Linked DNA regions of Homo sapiens: region 1 is linked to region 2. The links are chromatin loops, found by intact Hi-C in ENCODE. Cell type or tissue: dorsolateral prefrontal cortex. All regions are shown on one strand. Each heading gives the region's core, and the rest is flanking DNA. Links, peaks and the distances in the headings are about the cores only. Region 1 has its middle 83 kb from the start of ANXA2. Region 2 has its middle 51 kb from the start of BNIP2.

Region 1 (9,459 bases), core at 2,805-7,804, 570 kb before region 2:
CATTGAATATATGTATCTGACCACTGGCTTGTTTCTTGGGATACCCCAGTTTCTGTATTTGAAAATGTTAACAGTATAAAAAATGTAAGTTTTAATCTACAAATTTGTGGAAAACATTTCTGGAGTTGAGTGATACAGTAATGTAATGTGAATATTTGTTTGCATATCTTTTTGGCTGTTTTCCATTTGGAATTTGCATAGTAATATAGAAGGATCTTGAAAAGCAATGGAGGAAGAATCATGATTTGGTCCAAATTACTATCTAAGAGATTTCTCTCTTTCTTTCTTTCTCCCTCCCCTCCCCTCCCCTCCCCTCCTTTCCTTCCTTCCTTCTTTCCAGACAGGGCCTTGCTCTGTCGCCCGGGCTGTACTGCAGTGGGATGATCATAGCTCAGTGCAGCCTCAAATTCCTGGGCTCAAGGGATCCTCCCACTTCAGCCTCCCTAATATCCAAGAGATTTCAAAATCAAAACGATATGAAACTACTCTGAGTTTTTAGTGCCCCCTCCCTGAAATGGGTTATGTTTTCATTGTAACAATTTGTAACTTACATTTATTTGTGTGATTATTTGATTGATGTCTGTCTTTGCCACTTGCACTTGAAATTCAGGAGAGTGGGAGAGCCATATCTGTTTAGCTTGTCATTGTATTTCTAATACATAGCACATAATAGCACATATCATAATAACAGCAATGACAATAATAATGCACAAGGGATAACTAATACTTGCTGGGCTTTTTCTATGTGCCAGGTTTTGTTCTAGATGCTTTATGTTTACCAGCTCGTTTAATTAACCTTAATTTAATGTAACCTCTTGACAAATATTGGTTGAATGACTTTCATATAAATAAAAAATAAATTTTTAGTTTATACATCTGATACCTGTTTAGTGCTGTGAAGGTTTGGGAGGCTGTTTATTATAATAAAAGCTGAAAGACATTAAACTCAAAGTGATTCCACAAAGTGTTTCTTGTGTGTGCCCAATAAATAAATTTTTCACTTTTTTACATTCTTTTTTATTTGTGGACTCCTAAAACAGATTTTAAGAAACAAGAGAAAGGGCTAGAGACTCCCTAACTACTTAAAGAAATAGAGCAGCATTGCCATTTTAAAATCGGGTGTTAATTTTAATCAAGAAATCTTTGATTAGCAGCTTTCAACTCTAATGGTGGGAGGTTGTCTTTCAAGGAAGTTTTAAGCTGACATCTATGTTGCTGCTGCAGTAACCTACACTTAATTTATTGTCATTTAGTGCAAAAATTGATGAGAACATAACCTTTGTAAGGTTTTTATGTTTTATTGCCTATAAAAGATAAAATATGGGGTAAAAGGAAGTAAAATAGTATTTTGTTAAGTCAGGGGATGGATTTATGTTTTAACTAACTGATAGAATAATCAGAGGGTCATAAAGATCAGAGTATCTGCCTCCTATCTCTTCTCTTTTTATGTGAGCATTCAACAAGCTTCTCTTTGTGGCTGTCAGACCCATGGGAGCTCACCCAAACAGCAGGCCCGCTTTGTCCAAGGGTATTAACTCAACTGTTTAGAGCTAGAATACCAGGAGGCTTCTGTTGCGCACATTAAGCGATTGGGATAAGTCTAAATGAATCAGATACTTGACATGTGCAAATGGGATGTGTGTTCACAAGGGACTGTGGGGTTACATTGTGTCTTGAATGGACAGGCAAAAACAAAGTATGTGAGTTATGTTGAATTTTGCAGGAAACACACAAAGAGACTCTGGTCTTTGGGAATTGCCAGTGACTGTGTTGTAGAGGACGATGCCGGGAAGGCCCAGCCTTGCTAATTTCTCCTCAACACACCCTTCATAGCATTAAAAAAAAAAAAAGGAAAGAAAGATAATAAATTTCAAAGTGATTAGTTTTGATAACGTAGGCCCGTGGTTCTCAAACCTTAGCACGCAGAGGAAGCCCCTTGGAGCACCAGTTAAAACCCAGATTTCTGGGCCCATTTCCAGGATTTCTGATTCAGCAGGTCTTGGGTGGGGCTTGAGAGTTTGTGATATGGTTTTACTGTGTCCCCACTGAAATCTCAACTTGAATCGTATCTCCCAGAATTCTCATGTGTTATGATGGGAGGGACCGAGGGGGAGGTAATTGAATCATGGGGGCCAGTCTTTTCTGTGCTATTGTTGTGATAGAGAATAAGTCTCATCAGATGTGATGGGTTTATTAGGGGTTTCTGCTTTTGCTTATTCCTCATTTTTGCTTGCCGCCGCCATATAAGATGTGCCTTTCATCTCCTGCCATGATTCTGAGGCCTCCCCAGCCATGTGGAACATAAGACCAATTAAACCTCTTTTTGTTACCAGTTTTGGGTATGTCTTTATCAGCAGTGTGAAAATGAACTAATACAGTTTGCATTTGTTTTAAGACAGGGTCTCACTCTGTCATCCAGGCTGGAGTGTAGTGGTGCGATCATGTCTCACTGTGACCTAGAGCTCCTGAGCTCAAGTGATCTCTCCTGCTTCAGCCTCCCAAGCAGCTAAGACTACAGGCGCAAGCCACCAGGCCTGACTAAGTTTTCTGTATTTTTTGTAGAGATGGGGTCTTACTCTTGCCCAGGCTGGTTTCAAACTCCTGGCCTCAAGTGATCCTTCTGCTTGGCCTCCCAAAGTGCTGGGATTACAGGCGTGAGCCACCGTGCCTGGCCCCGAGTTTGCAGTTCTAACAAGCTCCCAGGTGATGCTGTGCTGCTTGTCTAGAGATTGTGCTTTGAGGACCACTGCTCTAGGTACTCATTTACCTACGTCATAGGTGGGTGGACATGCCCCAGGGTGTTGCAGGAGTCCTAGAAAACATCTTCTCAGCTCAGAAGGGTGGGGCTGGGTGAGTCTGTAGGTATTCAGGTGTGTTTCATGTGCAAACAAGCCAGGGCTTGTCCTAAGGATAAATAACTGCTTTAGTCTTTGGAGCTTTCAGTCTAAGATTGGACTGAGGAATAAAATATGCAAGTTAATTTATTTCTGTAAGTGTCCTGTTTGCTTTGTAGGATTTGCTCCCAAAGTAATCTACTTGCTTGGAGCTCCTCAAAGATGCCAATCTGTTTTATTGCTGTGTTCTGGATGCTAAGCACAGTGCCATGCACCGGGCCCTGCTACATGATTTGCAGGACTCAGTGCAAGATGAAAATGTGGGGCTCCTTGTTCAAACATTAGTATGAATCTGAAGATAGAGACAGCAGGGCCCTGTGTGACCGCACAGGTTGTGCCCCATGAAGCTGGCCCTTCTTGTCACCTAGTAAGCAGTTTATTAGCTCTTTTCACCAAAGGATCATTGACCAAAGCTTAACCAAGAGGAATTTTGAAGGACCTCCTGGTTAGATTCCCTCTTTTTTTGGTGGAGGCAAGTGTGATCATTTTAAGTAGCCTTCATAGTTAACCTGGCACCTCTGCATGTGTTTGCCCATTTGCAGCATCCCTGGAAGGGGGGCATTATGATCCCCATTTGACACACGGCTCAGCTGTGACTTGAACACATATAGTGATTTGGACCAGTGTTCTGATGTCTAGTACTTTAAAAAACTTTTGATTTTTAGTTGCCACATTTGTGTCTCAGAGAGGTTTAGCTACATGCTTAAAAACACACAGCCAGAAAACAAGTGAACAAGAATTTGAACTCAATCTTCTAGATCCTACTTGAACATTCTTTCTATTCCCAATCATGGAAGAAAGCAGGTTTGGGGAATGATATGGTTTAGCTGTGTCCCCACCCAAATCTCATCTTGAATTGTATGCCCATAATTCCCATGTGTTGTGGGAGGGACCTGGTGGGAGAAAATTTGAATCATGGGGGCGGTTTCCCCCATACAGTTCTCATGGTAATGAATAAGTCTCATGAGATCAGATGGTTTTATCAGGGGAAACCCCTGCTTGGCTCTCATTCTCTTCGCTTGTCTGCCACCATGTGAGACGTGCCTTTCATCTTCCACCATGATTGTGGGGCCTCCCCAGCCACGTGGAAGTGTAAATCCAATACACCTCTCACTTTTGTGATGCCCAGTCTCTGGTATGTCTTTATCAGCAGTGTGAAAAATGGACCAATGACAGGGAAGGTCATTGATTCTATTGACTGATATTTTTGAGCTCCAAAGCTTAGTATTGATTCCAGTAAATCTAGTTGATGCTTGACCTATTTCTGTCCCTGTATGCTCTTTAGTTCTGAGAACAGATGGCTTCTCAAATATGCCCTGTTCCCAGGAGAGTCTGGCTCCTAAAGTTTGACTACTGATGGCTTGGAAGTTTTCCTCTGAGTTAATCCCCCACTCCCAACATTCTTCACCATTGCGACTCAGTGTTTAGGTTAGGTGAAAATATTTATTTCCTAGAGCACTGGAAATATCTTCTGTTCCCCATTGTCTTGATTTATCTGGATGCACCTGGTGTTCTCTCCCGTTCTCTGTGGGTATGAACATCTTGACCTCTGAGGATGTGAAACCAAGCAGGCATGATAATTATGCTTGGTGGCCAGTTGACAGGCTGTCTGGGTTTGAGTCCTGCTTCTTCCTCTTACTTGCTGATCATGGCCAAGTTCTGGACTTAACCACACTTGAGCTTGTTTCCTGGTCTGTAAAATAGGAATAATGCAGTTAACAGAGGTTTACTGCAATCATTAAAGGACATGACTTATGCAGAGTTCTTTGGTAACAGCATTACTGTGTTCTGGGCTGGCCCCAGGCACAACTAGGTCATGGGTGAAATTTATCTGGTTTAGTGTTCCATGCTTGTTTAATACCCTCTCCTCCCCCTGCCCCATAAATGCTGGCATGTTCCTTTTTCCTGAAGTACACCTGCACTGTAGCACATTCAAGAACTCAAACAAACAACAACAAAAAAATAGTCTTTCCACAATGGGCAGAAGTGGGAGATGTTTCGATGCAGGCTTTCTTTGAGGGAGTGGGGTGCCTGGTAAAAAGAAAATTCTCTTGTAGATAGATGGCCATGTGTCCTGATAGCATGGGGAAATGAATATGTGTGCAACTGTGTGTGTATGCAAGTGTGTAAAGAAGTCATGGGCCTTATCGTTAGAACCTTCCTTCCTCCCCAACGTCCTCAATCTTTCTGCACCCCAATTCTTCAGAGATTTTATTGAATCTATGGCTGGATGGGGATCGGGGAAAATCATTTTACTTTGATCTGCTCACTAGAGCTTCTTAACTTCTCAGTTTCTTTTATTAGTTCCCAGTATTTAGAGTAAATGCAAACGTTTCTTCACCCAAGGTCTCAATATCCTTTTTTCACACCCTGTATTAGTCCCTTCCCATATTGCTATAAAGAAATACCTGAGACTGGGTAACTTATAAGAAAAGAAGTTTAATTGGCTCACAGTTGTGCAGGCTGTACAGAAAGCATGGTGACATCTGCTTCTGGGAGGCCTCAGGGAGCTTTTACTCAAGGTGGAAGGCAAAGCAGGAGCAGATACATCTCACATGGTGATATGGTTTGGATTTATGTGTCTGCCCAAATTTCGTGTCAAACTGTAGGCCCCAGTGTTGGAGCAGGGGCCTGGTGGGAGGTGATTAGATCATGGGGGCGGACTCCCCCCTTGCTGTTCTCATGCTGGTGAGTGAGTTCTCATGAGATCTGGTTGTTTAAAATTGTGTAGTACCTCTCCCATCTCTCTTTTCCTCCTGCTCTGGCCACGTACGACATGCCTCTTTCCTCTTCACCTTCCGCCGTGATTGTAAGTTTCCTAAGGCCTCCCCAGCCGTGCCTCCTGTACAGCCTGCAGAAGGGTGAGCCAATTAAACCTCTTTTCTTTATAATTACCTAGTCTCAGGCAGTTCTTTATAGTAATACAAGAATGGACTAATACACATGGCGAAAGCAGGAACAAAAGAGAGGGAGGGGCGAGGTGCCACATACATTTAAATTACCAAATCTCATGAGAACTCACTCACTATTACAAGGACAGTGCTAAACCAATTCATGGTGTTAAGCCATTCATGAGAAATCCGCCCCCATGATCCAATCACCTCCTACCAGGCCCCACCTCCCACACTGAGGATTACATTTTAATATGTGATTTGAACAGGGACATACAACTAAACTATATTACACCCCAAATTATTTTTATATAGCTAATATGTTAAACATCAAAAAATGACAGGAAGATAGGCATGTCTAATTCCAGCTGCTTTGTCTCCTGATGCTAGTGGGGGAAATGCAGGCTCAGGATCCTTGAGCCTTAGGTACCATGTTAGCACCTGCTTGCTCCCTCCCTTCTGACCTTGCTGTCCCCATGCAGCTGGTGCTGTAGCCCTCCCCATCCCTGCCCATCTTCCCACCAAAAAACAACCCACAGTGCATGGAAACCATTCCGAGTCCTTATAATAGGGATGAGATGCTTTACTTTTTGAAGGAGGGTGAGGTTGAATGATAATAGCTACGTTGCAAGTCCCAAATTGAAATCATCCATCAAAGATTAACTGAAGGATTTACTCGCTCAAAGTGCCTATGAATTCTCCATACTTTCGCATGTATTAAAGATACCTGAGGCCAGGCGCGGTGGCTCAAGCCTGTAATCCCAGCACTTTGGGAGGCCGAGGCAGGCAGATCACGAGGTCAGGAGATCGAGACCATCCTGGCTAACACGGTGAAACCCCATCTGTACTAAAAAATACAAAAAATTAGCCGGGCGTGGGGGCGGGCTCCTGTAGTCCCAGCTACTCCGGAGGCTGAGGCAGGAGAATGGCGTGAACCCAGGAGGCGGAGCTTACAGTGAGCCGAGATCGCGCCACTGCACTCCAGCCTGGGGGACAGAGCGAGACTCCGTCTCAAAAAAAAAAAAAAAAAAAAAAAAAAAAAGAAAGAAAAGAAAAGAAAAGAAATACCTGAAATCAAGACCATAATTTGGTCAATGTAATTTGACAACTCATGAGAAAAACAATTGCATTGTTGTACCCAGTGAGAGCACCACTTCTCTCCTGGTAATGAAGAGGCTTGTGCTATCTCTTCTGTGGTTTGCTGCCCCATGCTCTGGTTGACCCCGGTGATCAAGGATGACATCAATACCTAAGACCAGAAACAACCTAAGAACTGCATTGTTGCTATGGGATTCTGTCTCTTTCCACAGTGTACATACAGAGCTAAATCAGCTGGTGTTTTCCCCTTTAATTTTCCTTCTCTCCACTCTAGGTATAGGCCAATGAGCATCAGAAAGCTAGAAACATCTGTACAGCTTCAATGCCAACTGAGTCATTAGATATGAACTTGGACTCATTATCTCTCTCCTACTTCTTCAGGATGGAGGAAAAACCCTCTTTACCAACATCCCTGCTCCTCCCTCTGAATGAAGACTATTGATCCAAACCAGATTCTTGAAAATCATCCTAGACCCTTTTCTCCTCCTCACCTCCACACCCAACCACTCACTAAATATTGTTGATTGTATCTCAAGTCTCTCTAGACTCTCTCCCTTCCTCGTCCCCACAGTCTCGGCCCTGGTTCAAGCTACCGCATTTCTTATGTGGATTGCAGTGGTTTCCTGTCAGTTCTTTTTGTCTCTGGTCTCACTCTGGATCATCAGTCCTGCCCAAAACTCCTAGAACAGATCAAACATTGCTATGATGGATCAACTTTATTGCTTCCCAGAATCAAGTCCAAAGTCTTCTTTTAGGAAGGAATACAATATTTTTACTAATCTTCCCTTGCCTACCTCTAGCTAGAAACAAGTTAGAAAACATTATTTTAATTTCCCCAAATTTGATATATTCCCTTAACTTTCTGGGCCTTTGTGCAAACCATTTCCTCATTTTCTTTTTACTGTGCTTTGTCTGGATGACTATTCTCACCTTAAGGGTCACCTCCTTTTTGGATTCTTCCCTGAATGCTCCCTCCTTTTGACTTTGTAAAGCACTGGCGACACTATATTGCACCTTTTTTTTTTTTTTTTTTTTGAGACAGAGTTTCGCTCTTCTTGCCCAGGCTGGAGTGCAAGGGGGCGATCTCGGCTCACCACAACCTCTGCCTCCCGAATTCAAGTGATTCTTCTGCCTCAGCGTCCCGACTAGCTGGGATACAGCCATGTGCCACCACGCCCAGCTAATTTTGTATTTTTAGTAGTGATGGGGTTTCTCCATGTTGGTCAGGCTGGTCTCGAACTCCTGACCTCAGGTGATCCACCCGCCTTGGCCTCCCAAAGTGCTGGATTACAGACTTGAGCCACTGTGCCCGGCCTTATTGAACCTATTATTATTATTCTTTAAGTTCTAGGGTACATGTGCACAATGTACAGGTTTGTTACATAGGCATACATGTGCCATGTTGGTTTGCTGCACTCGTCAACTCGTCATTTACATTAGGCATTTCTCCAAATGCTATCCCTCCCCCAGCCCCGCTCTGCCCAACAGGCCCTGGTGTGTGATGTTCCCTGCCCTGTGTCCAAGTGTTCTCATTGTTCAACTCCCAGCTATGAGTGAGAACATGTGGTGTTTGGTTTTCTGTTCTTGCGATAGTTCATTTAGAATGATGGTTTCCAGCTTCATCCATGTCCCTGCAAAGGACGTGAACTCATTCTTTTTTATGGCTGCATAGTGCATAGTATTCCATGGTGTATATGTATTGCACCTATTTTTAACAGGTGCTTGGAGGAAAGGCTCCCACATACCATTATTATTATTGCAATATTTGTATTTTGATTTTCACTTTAGCACACTTTAAACCTATGTTAAACATATCTTAATGAATATAGACATATACAAGAGATTGTTTAAATGTATATGTGCAGTTTAAAAAACCATGACCTCAAAATCAAGCACATATGCGTTCATTAGCCAGGTCTTAGACATAGGACTTTGTTAATTCCCCAGATATTCCCTGTGTTCTTTTCTGATCTCTTCTGCCTCTCTACCTCCTATAGGTAATAACTATTATCCTGAATTTCATGTTAATTATTAACCTGCTTTTCCTTATAGTTTTAAAAAATGCCACCTAAGTATATATCCCATGGCAATAAATTGTTTAATTTGGTCTGGGTCTGAACTTTATATAAATGGAATTGTTCTGTTTATATTCATTTCTGACTTGCTTCTTTTTTTCATTATTATGTTTATGAGATTTATTCTGTTGATATGTATTGCTACGGTTCGTTCATTTTTTCATGGTTGTATAAATCCCATTTTGTGAATACATTATATTTTATTTACTGAATCTATTGTTGATGACTTGTTTCTAGGTTTTGCAATTATAAACAACGCTCCTATGAACATTCTTACCCATAACTTCTGCCACACATGCAAGATTGGCAATAGACTAGATAAAGCTGGAAGTGAGACACCCAGGTAGAATGTATCAGCAGATTCCCCTTTATGAGGCATTTCTAAATGTTTCCTAAAGTAGTTGTACCAGGGGTCGTATCTTTTTTGTTATCCTGGTATCGCTAGCACCTAGGACAATGAATGGCCAAGCACAGTTGCTCCATAGATACTTATTGAATGAA
Region 2 (9,459 bases), core at 1,841-6,840:
AAGTTCATGGCCACTCACCTTGAGGGAGCCCATAGTTGACCTGAAAGTCCTACCAGTTCATTCACTCTCCCATTCCAACCCCTTCTCCCCATGGCCACTCTCAGCTGATGGCCTTGCTTCCTATTTTATTGAAGACATAGAAGCACTCAGAAAAGTCTACCAGTTGCCATCACTATATCCACCAGCATCTGTGGATGTGATACTGGCATCTGTGGCCACATTCCCTGGCTTTCTTCCTGTTACTACAATGTGGTGGTTTAAGAATATGTGCAAAAATCTTTGACATTACTCCCTTCAAAAAGTGGAGCCTAAAATCCCTTCCCTAGACTGAGGACTTAATGACTTGGTCCTAAAAAATAGAATGTGAAGGCACTGAAGGTGTGTGACTTCCCAGGCTAGGTTTTAAAAGCATTGAGGCTTCTGCCTTGTTCTTTCTTAGATCATTTGCTCTGGGGAAAGATGCTATGTTGTGAATACATTCAAGTAGCCCTGTGAAGGAGTCCATCAGTGAGGAACTCAGGCTTCCCACCAGCAGCCAATATGAGCTTGCCAGTCATGTGAGTGCACCATCTTGGAAGCAAATCATTAGCTCCCAGACAAGCTTTCTAATGGTTCCAGCCTTGGCCAACATCTTCACTGCAACCTCATAGGAGATCTTGGGCCAGAACTACCCAACTTAGATGCTGCTAAATTCCTGATCAACATATATTGTGTGAAATAATAAATGTGGGTTTTTCAAGCCACTAAATTTGGGGGTCATTTGTTATATGGCAATAGATTACTAACACAATAACACAATATAAAAGAATTATCTGCGATTCCACCATAGGCAAACACTTCCCTTGTACCGGAGGTCCAGTCCCCTCTCACCAACTCAAAAACATTGTTCAAGCAATTGTCCCCTTTCACTCCTGCATCACCAATATTTTCCTCTTTAGTGGATCAGTACCATCAGCATGCCAACATGCTATAATATCTCCTATCAAAAAAGCAAGCAACACATACCTCTTGGCCTCACAACTGCCTTCTAGCTACAGCAGTATTTCTCTATTCCCCTTCACAGCAAAATCCCTCAAATGAAAGTCTGTATTTTCTGTCTCTGCTTTGTCTTCTTTGATTCTCTACTGGACTCTCAAAAGATCTCAACACTAAAATCCAGTGTTCTCGTTTTGTTTAACCTCTCAGCCGCATTTGACAAAATTGATCACTCCCTCCTCCATGAAATGCTTGCTTCACTTTCTTTCTGGGACATTCCTCTTTTTTGCTCTCCTTCTAGTTTTCTGAGCATTCCTTTCCAGGTTTTCTGCTGGTTTCCTCCTATCTTCCTGACCCTAATTGTCAGAGTGTTCCCGGGCTCAGTCCTTGAGTCAATTTTCTTTCTCAAGATACCTGCCATTATTATGACCACCTTCTGTGATGACTGCTTGAATCCACATTGGTCATCACCCCTGCTCAAGCTCAGGATTCTGAGCACTCAATGCCTGCATTAATCAACTGGCAGCGCACTTAGTCTGTGCCTTCACCAATCCACATCAAAGTAATTCACTACTTAAAAAAATCAATGGAACCAATTATTTTGATACATTAAGACCAAAGTCACAACAGATGTATGATTGTTTTTATTATTTTTCAACTGGTTGAGTTGATGTTAGGTAGACTACTGTCTTAATTCTGGCAACTATAACAGAAATACCATAGATTGGGTGGTTTAAGCAACAGAAATCTATTCCTCACAGTTCCGAAGACTGGGAAGTCCAAGATCAAGGGACCAGCGGTGTCTTGTGAGGGTTCACTTCCTGGTTTGCAGATGGTTTGCAGATGGTCATCTTCTCATTGTATTCTCAATGAGCTTGCCAGTGGTGTGATTGTGCCAACTTGGAGGCAGATCCTTAGCTCTCAGACAAACCTTCTGATGGTTGCAGAGAGAGACAAAGCAAGCTCTCTTGTGTCTTTTTACAAGGGTATTAATCCCATTCATGAGAGCTCCACCCTCATGTCCTAATTACCTCCCAAAGGCCCCTCCTCCTAATACCATCACATTGAGAATTGGAATTTCAACATATGAATTTTAGAGGGCCAGAAACATTCAGTCCATAGCAACTGCCTTCAGCCAGAATTTCTGTGGCTATCCTGTGAATCATGGGATGTTCAGCAGCATCCCTGGCTTCTCCCCGTGAGATGCCAGCAGTTACCAACACCCCAGTTGTGATCATCAAAATGTCTCTAGACATTGCCAAAAATCACTCCCAGTTGAGACCCACTGCCTTAGACGTGTGTGTGTGTGTGTGTGTGTGTGTAGGCAAGCAGATAGGTTGAGAGATTTATTCAATATTGATATAGAGAGGAAAAGGCTAACATTAAACAAACCCTTCTTAGGCTAGTGAATTACAGCTTTTAGTTTCTGTGCTTATGTTAAGGGTGGATGTCCCTGCTACAAAAACCAATCCACTGGCAGGGATTCAAGAAGGCATCTGGAAATAAGGGGCTAATAAAAGGCAAAGCTAACAAGGCTCCACCCAGATCAGCAAGTACCATATACATACCTACCTGTATTATCATACCACGACACTGTTGTGAAATGATTTCTTCCCATTTCCCTAAAATGCTATGAGCAAATCAAGGGCAAGGACCACCCTCTGGCACAGTTCCTAGAGCCTCATTGGTGTTCAGCAGTTTTTAATTGACACCAAATGTGGGCACTGCCCTACCCCATGTCCAAGGCATGGGGATAGGGTCACCCACTCTTTCTTCACACACAGCTCCCTGACTGCATGTGGTTCCACTTTTTAAACCTGCCTCTGGCTTTTGTTTTAGCCAGATTCTTTATGAAGGCCTTTTATGTTCTGTGCTCTTCTATTTGAGAATTAACTCTTCACTTGGTGAGGATCTAAATGTGCCCCAAGTACACCCTGAGGTTAGCTGGACAAGGGAGTGTTAATAGTCCCCTGAGGAACCTAGATAGTAAGACGATGGTATTCTACAGGAGGAGATACAAGCAAACCCCATGCATCCACCACCGTCATCCATAACTCCTGAGTAGCTGACAGAAAAATTGTGTACCACACAGTTTCCAAAAGATAGCTGGGGCTGGGAGCTGTTTCTGGGAGGGAAAGAGGCACATTGCTCTCATAAAGCTTGACCAAAAATAAAAAATATGTATATCATGGGACATTAGGGCTAGAAAGAACTCTGGAGGCTATGTTCTCTAGCCCTTCTTTCTACAGATGAGAACAGCCTCCAATGCCCAGGGAGGTGTGTCTCCTCTGAGGTCAAACAGAATTTTAGTAGCACAGCTCTGACAAGAACATTAGCCTCTTGGCTCTGGATTCAGCTCCATTTCTACCTCACTGTGCCATCCCAGTTGGCAGATACAGCAACTTTAAGAGACATCCCTCTGAAAGAAGGACAAGCTCAACCCTGTGGCAGAGCTCTGTCCCACCTCAGCCTCCCCAGCCCACCCCCCACCAACCTCGACTCAGAGCGCAATGGCTCTTTGCATCCTTGGACAGTTTCTACTTGCATCTGCATCGATTAAACCTTGATCTCATTTATTATCTCAGGAAATGGTTTCAAGGTCACAGGGCTGGAAATTTAATTATGGTAGCAGTATATTAAGTGGCACATTTAAAGATGCTGAATTGTGGTAATTAATTTTTTGGATGGTGGTGTCAGAGGAACGGGTTTTCTCTACACTGGGTATTTGGCATCCATCATGGCCATTGAACTTGGCAGCTGTCTTTTAGCTTTAAACTGCCTCGTTATTCATCTTTTATGACTAGCCTTTAAAAACACTAGGCGCCGATACCCCCTTTTATTGTAATATATGTGTGCAACGGGAACGGAGCCATACTTCACCTTTGCTATAAAACATGAACCAAGGGTGCCAGCAGCTACCTAAGCTGGCCTCTAAATTGAGACAACAATTACCCTTCGCTGACATCTAGTGTCAAGGCATGAGATACAGCCGAAGCACTGAATCCATTGGCCTGGAAAACGTATGCTTCCCCAGTGATAAAGGCTGTCTCACCCACAAGGCTCCAGGCCCAGCGGGGAGGAAGGGAGCAGAGGGATTAACTTGGCCCTGACTATTGACTTTGCTGGGGCTCTAGGTTATCCAAGGGGGCACCCGTCTGCCAAGGTCTTAAAGAGCTTGTAATGTTTAACGAAAGGACAGTCATTAAATATGTTTGGTTCAAATATTAGGTTCAATGAGCCTGGGTGGCACTTAATAGAGAGGCGGGAAAATATGGATTAAATTAGAGAGATTCGTTAAAGAAATTGGCCTGGAGCCCAAGAATGACTGGTTGTCAGACAGAGCTGCCAGGAGTTAGGAGTTCATCCAGTGAGGGAAACTCAAACCAGGTTTAGGTTTTAAATTCCAGAATGCCACTATAAAATAGATTTAAATATTGATCAGCCTTTGTGAAGAAAGGGATAGCCATAAAAACTGGCTTGTGGGTAGAAATTCTTTTTCTCAGAAAATCCATGTCCTGGCCGGGCATGGTGGCTCACACCTGTAATCCCAGCACTTTGGGAGACCAAGGCAGGTGAATCACTTCAGGTCAGGAGTTTGAGACCAGCCATGGCCAACATGGCAAAACTCCATCTCTATTAAAAATACAAAAATTAGCTGGGCATGGTGGTGGATGCCTGTAATACCAGCTACTAGGGAGGCTGAGGCAGGAGAATCACTTGAACCCAGAAGGTGGAGGTTGCAGTGAGCTGAGATAGCACCACTGCACTCCAACCTGGGCAACAGAGTGAGACTTGGCCAAGAAAGAAAGAAAGAAAGAAAGAGAGAGGAAGGAAGGAAGGAAGGAGAGAGAGAGAGAGAAGAAAGAAAGAAAGAGAAAGAAAGAAAGAAAGAAAGAAAGAAAGAAAGAAAGAAAGAAGAAAGAAAGAAAGAAAGAAAGAAAGAAAGAAAGAAAGAAAGAAAGAAAGAAAAAGAAAGAAAGAAAGAAAGAAAATAGTGTCCTTTGCCTCCAAAAGCATAAGAGCACAGTGTTTATACACTTTGAAAGCACAGATCGCGATTTCTCCCTTCTTCAAGTGGGGTCTGCCCTACCCTCGAGTCCAAGGTTTCTTACCCTGGGCACTACTGATATTTTGGCCTTGCTGATTCTTGTCTATGGAGGGTTGGGGACTGTACAGTGCATTGTAGGATGTCTAGCAGCATCCCTGGCCTCTCATCAGTAAATGCCAGTAGCCTCCTCCCCCAGTTGTGATAACTAAAAATGTCTTCAGATATTGTCAGCTATCCTCTGGAAAGTAAAATTGCTCCTGGTTGAGAACCACTGGTCTGTTCTTACCTCAGGAGGCAGGCTCAGACCTCTAAGCTGACCTGCCAGCAGGGCCGTGCCTTGGCTGGAGAGGGCAGCGTTGGCCTGGCAGGTCTGAGCTGCCCTCACAGCTGGCCTGGTGACCACTCGTGCCTAACTGTGACCTCCACTTGGTTTGCTGGCCAGTATGTTGGACTTTGGCCTGCTTCACTCTCACTCTTGTCTTTGACCACAGTCCTAAGTCCTGACCATGAGCGTCCTATGATCTCGTGATCTCATTTTGGTAACACTTGTCCCATAACTGAGTCCTCACACCAGCTCACGTGTCTCCGCCGCAGTCAGTCAGAAAATCAGCACGTGTCTCCTGCTGGGGATCCCACAGGAAATAAGGCCATCAGAAACTCTGCCGTCACAGAATCTACATGCTAGTGGTGAGAGATAGCCAATAAATACGTCAGTAAATACGCCGTTTTCAGATGATGATAAGTGCAATGAAGAAAACAACTCAGATAATTGGATAGAGTGCAGAGGGGAGGGTGGGCTACTCTAGCCACGGTCAGTAAAGGCCTCACTGAAGAAGTGACGAGAACTAAAATGTGAACAATAAGAAGGTGGCCCTGAACATGGTGTTCCTGCCATTACAACAGGCTGTATTTTAAGAATAAGAAACTTAATAAGATCATAATATACGCGGAGTAAAGTGTCTAAATCTTAATCTTACATCTATATAAATATGCACATACAGAGATAACTACCACCCAGCTCATGATATGCAATGTTTCCATCATGGAAGGCCCATTTCTATGCCTTCTTCCCTGTCAGTACCCACCCCCAGAGATAAACTATTCTGACTTCGGTTGCCATTGATTCATTTTGTCAACAGGCTGCATTATATTTTATTGTGTTTTGTTTTTTCTAGGAAACCCAGGTAGGTCTTCTATACCCACAACTTTTCATAAATTCTTTTAAGCCTCTAGTTCCTTATAAAGCTAAAAGGGGCACGACAGCTCCCCTGGGGCACTAAAGGAACCGGTCGTGATGGAACCCACATCACCAAACCTCATTAGGTTAATCCAACCCTGGCTGATTCAGTGATGCCCGGAGGGGAAGAGATACAAGGGAAGACAGTCTCTGTACTTTCATCCCTACCTGCTTCCTTCTTGTTTGCTGAACAAACACTCCTGCCAGAGAAAGCAGCAGAAAAACACTGGGCTCTGCCAAACCCCCGTTAATCAATGAGGCTGTAACAAATCACAGGATGAAGCCTATGACACATCAATTACACTAAAAACCAAGGGCATCTACGGGAATTGGCAATCAGGCGCAAGACCTGCAGGGTCACCCACACCTAGCTGGGTGAGGCCTGAGGCCTGGACGCTCTGCTGTTTATTGGCCCAGCTGTGAGGTGATGGCTCAGAGGTAAGCGGCTGGCTGTAGAGTAAGAAATGCTTCATGCCCGCAGTGGTCTGAGTGAAGATGCTAACTAAGGTCTGTGTGGGCCACGCCTGGTGTATTCTTCTTTAAGCCAATGCTGGTTTTTTGCAGAACTTAGTTAAAATGCAGAGAAATGATCCAGAAATTGGAAAATTGCTTCTACCTCTGCCATTGATTAACTAGAAACTTGGCCAACCGAGTTGACCACTTGGTGTCACAGTTTCTTTATCTGCTACACAGAGATTATAATACATGCGTTACTACTTCATTGAAGCATCATCATACATAGATATATACACGTATACATATACACACACATATAGGTCAAGAGAGATATAAATTTAGGGGTAATTATATTTATATATGAGTTGGTATTTATTTGTCATCCATTTGACAGCCATTAAATGTTTCCACTATGTGGAAGGGCTTCATTTCCCTAAAGGAGCTCACAATGCAGAAAAGAAGACAGGCTGGAATTGGAAATGAGAAGTCCACATGCAAGCATCCAACAAAACCTGCATACATTATACTCCACCAAGCCACGAGTTCCCCAAAGAATAGGCTCCCGTTGCATTAGTCTCTGAATTCCATGAAGGAGTCGGCACCTGAGAACTGAAATGATTGGATTTCTTAGACTGATCTGGGGCAACGTTGTGTGAAGTGTGGTAGAACTCTTCAGCCCTTTGCCCATCTTGTTCCTTTTCCCCTTTACCCATTGTCCTACTATTCCATGGACAAAAGAATGGAGCAGAGAAAAAGAAGAGGCAAGGAACAAAGTGAGCAGAAGTGAAAAGTTTACTAAATCCAGGAAAGTGTATTGTGACTGGTTCTGCCAGCAGCACACTGAGGGTCAAGCACCTGCTCAGGGTCTCACAGCCAGTTAATGAACCCATACTAGCGCTCAGGTCTTCTAGTTGCAGGCTGTTTCTTATTCCCAGGAGACAGCTCACTAAATCAGAGTTCTTAGCTGCAAGCAACAGGTACTAATTTGGGCTGATATAGGAGGAAAAGAGTTTGTTAAAAAGATATTGCCAGGCAAAAATCACCAGTAGACACAAAAATTATATGGTGAAAAGTATTAATTAATTTATTTAATTTTTATTTATTTTTTTTTTTTGAGATGGAGTTTCAACCTTGTCGCCCAGGCTGGAGTGCAATGGCACGATCTTGGCTCACTGCAACCTCTGCCTCCCAGATTCAAGCGATTCTCCAGCCTCAGCCTCCCAAGTAGCTGGGATTATAGGCATGCGCCATCACGCCCGGCTAATTTTGTATTTTTAGTAGAGATGAGGTTTCTCCATGTTGGTCAGGATGGTTTCAAACTCCCGACCTCAGGTGATCCCCCCCCACCTCAGCCTCCCAAAGTGTTAGGATTACAGGCGTGAGCCACTGCGCCTGGCCGAAAAGTATTTAAAGAAAAAGATATTCACAGATGGCAAAGCACAGATTACGTACTACAAGGTTACCTGTAATGAAATATATACATTTACAGTGGAGAAATCTGGCAGCGATCATCCTAACCAAGTGGCCAAACATAATACCACCAACAGTGAAACCCCTGTCAGTAATGTGATGTGTATTCATACAAGCCCACTTATGAAATATGCTTTCCAAAAAAATGTTAACTTGAATTTAATCAGGCGTCTAGCCCTCATTTAAGATTTACAGGAAATACAAGGAGAGTGATGAATAAATTAAACAGCATCACAAGGAAACTATTAGGCTAATCAGGAATGTAGTACAGCCTATGAGACAACTGTTTCATCCTTCAAAAAGTCAAAGTCATGAATGAATTGTTAAAAGAAAGACTGCAGACTAAAAGAAAATAAACTGCAATAGTGAACCTGGATCAGATCCTGCTTTGAAAAGAATAGTTATAAGAGTTATTCTCCAATTGGAGGAAGTTATATATGGGTTGTACTCCAGAGAGTATTATGATATTGATAATTTTCTTAGGTTTGATAACAGTATTGTGATTTTGTGAGAGATTACACTTACTTTTAGGAGATGTATTCTGAAGTATTTAGGAGCTAGCTAAGTGTCAGGAGGTCAACAACTTTCAAGTGCTATAGCAAAAATAAGAATAAAATTAGAAATATACACACACAAGCAGCCAGGGATAAAATAAATATAGTAAAAGGTTCCAATTGTTGAAGCTAGGTGGAGATAATACACGTGTTCGTCAGAGGTATGGGGAAAAATACTGAGTAACTTAGATAGCTGGGCAAAGGATTGCAGGACCAGTTCTGAGGCTCAGCCTTCAGGAGCAAGGCCTAAATCACATTGCACAAATGGCCAGGTGAAAGAGCGGCATTGCTACCCTGACCACCAGAGAGTGCTGCCTCTCCTCTGTCCCCAGTGCCACTTCTGCCATGAAACCACAGGGGTAAATACCTCCGTCGCCTCTGCTGCACCAAACGCTAGACAGCTGTATCATCCCTTCCACCAGGAATTATGGAAACCCTGCACAAAGCCTTTTTCTCCAGCGGCTAAGATGAAGGAAATCCTCCTACTGGTACATCTGATTAGTGGTGCCTAGTTCTCAGGCCGGCATCTTTGCTGCACGGTAGGTTGGAAATTGGCATATTGATGCTTCTGTTGGTGAGGCTAGGAAAAGATGATCAGTAGCCTTCAACATGATAGGTGTCAGCTGTGGAGGAAAATAATGTATGTGAAATAGTCCAGGGTCCAGACTCTATTCAAGCACCTATCTCATATGACTGCAGCATACTTTAATACAAGAAAT

The links. Hi-C counts contacts between places; a loop is a spot of excess contacts. Peaks named below come from ENCODE experiments on the same cell type or tissue, not always from the same donor. Only the 100,000 strongest peaks of a DNase experiment are listed, where the experiment ranks them.
Region 1: it touches region 2 in a loop (2.3-fold over the local background); 17 of 110 quality-filtered maps call a loop at or near these places.

Annotation. Positions count from the first base shown.
Region 1 is chr15:60,310,544-60,320,002 of GRCh38, reverse strand. No RefSeq gene overlaps it. Among named protein-coding and RNA genes, the nearest start is that of ANXA2, 83 kb to the left of the region's middle. RefSeq lists an enhancer at 2,208-3,407. In dorsolateral prefrontal cortex, for the core only: no CTCF peak of the experiment used is centred there; no DNase peak of the experiment used is centred there.
Region 2 is chr15:59,735,974-59,745,432 of GRCh38, reverse strand. No RefSeq gene overlaps it. Among named protein-coding and RNA genes, the nearest start is that of BNIP2, 51 kb to the right of the region's middle. In dorsolateral prefrontal cortex, for the core only: CTCF peaks have their summits at 3,701 and 3,925 (motif pointing left); no DNase peak of the experiment used is centred there; H3K27me3 peaks cover 2,542 bases.